Regions from separate parts of the Homo sapiens genome. Here region 2 is linked to region 1. The links are chromatin loops, found by intact Hi-C in ENCODE. Cell type or tissue: IMR-90. All regions are shown on one strand.

Region 1 (2,500 bases):
TTTTCTCTGCCAATTTATTTGTGTGCCTCACAAATAAATCGATCACAAATAAAAGGATCCCGCTGTAGATCAATGTCCTGTTTTTATGCTCCTCCCCAGCATGTAAGCATTGGTCCATATGGTTCTAAAAGCTCCCTGGGGATCCTGCTAAGTGGCCGTGTCAGATTCTGGAGGTGACTGGAGCACTGTCTGTCCACCCACCTGGCCCTTGGACTTGGGTTTGCTTCTGTGATGCCTTGACTGTCTAGTCAGTTTTCTGTCACTTGTAACAGAATACCTGAAACTGTAATTTATAAAAAAAATAATTGACTTCTCATATTTATGGAGGCTGAGAAGATTCGGGTTGAGGGGCTCCATCTGGTGAGAGCGTTCGTGCTGGTGGGGGCTCTGTGGTGTCCCGAGGTGGGTGCAGGGCGTCACATGGCGAGGGGCTGAGTGTCCTGACGCGCTTGCTCCGGTCTCTCTTCCTCTGCTTACAAAGCCACCAGTTCCACTCCCATGACAACCTATTCATCACCTCGTAAAGGCCACACCTTTCAATACTGCCACATGGGGGATCAAGTTTCCAGCACCTGAAATTTGAGGGCCACATTCAAAGTATAGCAAGTAGATCCTCAAACACCTAACCAAGGCTCAAAGGAAAAAGCATCCAAATCTGTTGTTAATATATACTCTCAGTTTTTCCCTCGGGACCCCCACTGCGCGCGCTCACACACACACACACACACACGCGCACGCGCGCGCACACACACACACCCCTCCCAGGAAGTCGTGCACACACACACACACACACACACACACACACACACACCCCTCTCCCAGGAAGTCGTGTCAGAGTGATGAATTCTTTTGTATTTTTTGTCACTGGGGCAATTACCATTTTTTCCCCATTTAAGAAACCAACATCAAGTTGACTCCCACAGGTCCTTGTAATGAAATCCAGTGGCTTCCCGAGGCCTGTTTTGGATTCTGTGGAACAGCCTGGGAAGACAGGCTTTTCCACACTGACCTCTTCCGAGCAGCAGATCCACTTAGGGGCTCATTCAGATACAGCCTCTGAGGCTCCACCCCGACCTACTGAGTCAGAGTTTTTACTAAGATGCCTGTGATTCATATGTACAGGCAAGAGTCCTTGTTCCAAAACCCTGACTCAAATTTAGAATTTTTGAGGTATTCTCTTTCTTTTTATTTTAAACTTTTTCTTTGGAATTAATTTTAAAGTTAGGGAAGATGGCAAGAACAGTACAGAGACTTCCAAATACCCTTTCCTTCACTTTCCCCGTTCTCCCTCTCTCTTCCTTACCCACTCCCACCCCCTCATTCTATTTTTCCCCAAATCTTCAGTTAGATGCAGACGTTTGTGCCCCCTTATTCATGCCAAAGGAGCGTATTTCCTAAACACAAGGACAATCTCTTAACCACAATACAGTTATCACATTGAGGAAATTTCACATTAAAACAATAATGATCCAGCATCGTTGCTTCTTATTTAGTTGTCCCATCTCTTAACACTTCCTCCTTGGGTTCTCAATGTTTGTCATGCTGTGGCTAGTTTTGAAGAGTGGAATATCGTGATAGGTGATACAGCTTCCTTCCCTCAGGTGGGGTTAGACTCACAGTGGCACTCAGGCCACGCATTTTGCAGGAGAACCACACTGGGCTGTGCACTCCCCATGCAGCACATCTGGAGGCATTGAAGGTGGGGTGTCCTGCATGGGTCACGTCAGCTGTGATCACTGGGATACATATGTACAATTGACGCATAATTATTCCATAGGTGTTTTTTTTTTATATTAACATCTTTTACTTTTCACCAACATGATTCCTTTAAGTGCCCTCTGCCCTCTATATTTTTGCTTTTTTTAAAAAAAAAAAAAAAAAAAAAAGACTAGTCAAGGCTGGGCTTGGTGGCTCACACCCATAATCCTACCACTTTGGGAGGCCAAGGTGGTTGAATCACTTGAGCTCAGGAGCTCAAGACCGGCCTGGCAACATGGTGAAACTCCATCTCTACTAAAAATACCAAAAAAAAAGTAGCTGGTCATGGTAGTGAATGCCTAGAGTCCCAGCTACTTAGGGGGCTGAGGCCCAAAAATCATTTGAACCTGGGAAGCAGCGGTTGCCGTGAGCCAAGATTGCACCACTGAACTTCAGCCTGGGCGACAGAGCAAAAACCGATCTCAAAAAAAAGAGAAAGAAAGAAAATCACTCCTTCCCAGCCGTGTCCTGGGTGCCTGGCCCCAACACCCGGGGAAACCATCTGACAGTAACTGATAGTTTTCCAGAGAGGTAGGCAGATGCAAAGCATGTTTTAAAAATTATTCTGTTCCTTTTTTGCTTGTCACATAGATACTAGTAATATAAAAGTCCTTTGAGTTACTTTTCTTTTTTCCACAAAAATTTTATTTTGTGGTCCTTTCCAATTATATAAAGGACTGCTTTATTTTCCTGGTTTCCTAGTATTATATGGATATACCATCATTTTAAATTGAAATTTTAA
Region 2 (2,500 bases), 410 kb after region 1:
CTGTAAATAATGAGAGGGAATACTGTAATGCCAAAATTATAAAACCTTACTTTGAGCTAATTGTTTCATTCATTAAGATTCTTTTTTTTTTTTTTCTTTTGAGACGGAGTCTTGCTCTGTCACCCAGGCTGGGGTGCAGTGGCTCAATCTTGGCTCACGGCAAGCTCTGCCTCCCGGATTCACACCATTCTCCTCCTGCCTCAGCCTCCCCAGCAGCTGGGACTACAGGCGCACGCCGCCATGCCCGGCTAATTTTTTTTTTTTTTTTTTTTTTAGTAGAGACTGGGTTTCACCGTGTTAGCCAGGATGGTCTCAATCTCCTGACCTTGTGATCCGCCCACCTTGGCCTTCCAAAGTGCTGAGATTACAGGCGTGAGCCACCGTGCCCGGCCTAAGATTCTTGGATAAGTCCCTTATTTCATTAAGGGCTGCAAAATGATGATTTTTATGTTCTGTCAATGTAAAGAATAATTTTCTCATTAATTAGGGCTTTCTGGTCACTCTGAAACACAATGTCTACAGAACAGGCAGGATAAATGTTTAGTGTTTCTTAAGTACTAATTTTCAGAGTAAGCAGGTGATACCTAGTTACTCCAATTGTTCAATATAAGGTCTTTTGTAGGTGGGGAGGGTAGGCTTCCCCCTTGCCCCACCCCTCTTTTTTTTTTTTTTTTGTATCCCTGTGAATTTTTCAGGTTTGGCATATTTAATGTGTTTCATTAATTTTATTGTTTTTGATGCCCAAAATGTCCTGTCATTGGTAATGAGAGCCCCTTCATGTTGTCTGATACATTCCCTTTCATCTGTGATAGCTTCCTAGATTATTGGCATAAGATGTACCAGGCTCATTTTATGTATTTTCTTCCCCCTGACCCGGAATCAGCCATTGCTCCAAGGAAGGTATTTAGGTAGTAGTTCTAAATTTCAATAAAGAAATAAATCAGTTTTATTTATGGTTGTTAACCCTAAAAAAATTCTATCTTAGATAATATTTGAGATGTACTGAGAGAATTTTTAAATATTATATAATTGAATGTGTTTTTTAAATTGTGGCATTTAAATAGATAAGGATGGCAATTTTCTAGTTTAACATACTTTTTTGTTATCACTAATCTTTTAATTTCAATTAACTTCATTTAACTCAGTTGACTTCATTTGCAGCTTGAATAATGGATGACATATTTGCTTTTAATGCTGTTTCTAGTTTTTTAACTTCATTTGTCTAATTTGTGGTTTTAGATCTTGAAGTTCTAACTGGTATCCCAGCTGAAGTACCACACATTAGAGAAAGTGTAATGAGACAAGGGCGCCATCTGTGTTTCCAGTTAGTAAGTCCAACAGGAACAGCTGTTTCAACTCTTAGTTACATAAGCAGGACAAATCAGCTTGCTGTAGGTTTTTCTGATGGCTATCTAGCACTTTGGAACATGAAAAGCATGAAAAGAGAGTAAGTATAACTTTTTTCCCTTATTTGATTATAGGTAGTTTTTTTGCATATAGCTTGTACTCATTTACTAATATTTGAAAGTTAGCATAGTGAGAAAAGGGTGGGTAGATTAATGATTGAATGAATGATTGAGATGACTAATTTTTCATGGCATTAAATCAATGTGAATACCATAAAGGAGTGACTTAGCACATGAATTTAGCTTTATTTTTTTTCAGTGTTTATTTAAAAGGCATTACAGTCATGTGTTTAACATGCTAGTAAAGCATGACTTTGTAACTTTACAACGTTTTGGTCAACAACAGTCCTTATGTAAGAAAGGGGTCTCATAAAATTTTACTGTATTTTGATTGTACCTTTTTAATGTTTAAGATACCATTGTGTTATAGTTGCCTGCAGTATTCCATACAGTAACATGCTGTACAGGTTAGTAGACTAAGAGCAACAGGCTATACCATCTAGCCTAGGTATATAGTAGGCTATCTCATCTAGGTTTGTGTTACTAGACTGTATGATGTTTGCACAATGACTGAATCCCTGACGAGCATTTCTCAGAACAGATCCCCTTTTGTTAAGTGACACATGGCTGTGTTTGTATAATATGAGTTCTTTCAGAAGTACCTTCCTAATCATCATCTGTGTAAAGTAACAGCTTAATAAAGAATTCTCAGTTGAGAGGGAAAAAAAAGGATTTTTAAAAATCAAAGTTACAAAATACTTGTGTTTTAAATTTTTTCTGCTGTCAAAAAGTCCCCAAAATATAATTATATTGATACTTTGTAGCTAAGTTAATTTGTGTTAAGCGTTAAATAGATGCCTATTTGGCCCTTAAGTTGTCAATTTATTTGTTTCTCCATTTTTCCTGAGGCATACTGGTATATTTTATTGAGTAATTTATCTTATAGGAAGTGTATCTCAACTCTCTTTGCTGTTATCCTTTTATCAGCTCTTTTTTTTCTATTTTTTTGGGGGGTGGGGTCTCACTCTGTTGCCCAGGCTGGAGTGCAGTGGCACGATCTTGGCTCACTGCAACCTCCACTTCCCAAGTTCAAG

Evidence for each region. Peaks named below come from ENCODE experiments on the same cell type or tissue, not always from the same donor. Only the 100,000 strongest peaks of a DNase experiment are listed, where the experiment ranks them.
Region 2: a loop joins it to region 1, with 5 times the contacts of the local background. A loop is called at or near these places in 1 of 110 quality-filtered maps.

Annotation. Positions count from the first base shown.
Region 1 is chr1:247,314,447-247,316,946 of GRCh38, reverse strand. All of the region lies in intron 6 of ZNF496 (zinc finger protein 496), which reads left to right. Among named protein-coding and RNA genes, the nearest start is that of ZNF496, 16 kb to the left of the region's middle. In IMR-90, no CTCF peak of the experiment used is centred here; a DNase peak (open chromatin) is centred at 1,066.
Region 2 is chr1:246,906,498-246,908,997 of GRCh38, reverse strand. It overlaps AHCTF1 (AT-hook containing transcription factor 1), which reads left to right. Exons shown (of 36, transcript NM_001323342.2): 5 at 1,240-1,447. Among named protein-coding and RNA genes, the nearest start is that of AHCTF1, 24 kb to the left of the region's middle. In IMR-90, a CTCF peak has its summit at 1,314; a DNase peak (open chromatin) is centred at 1,327.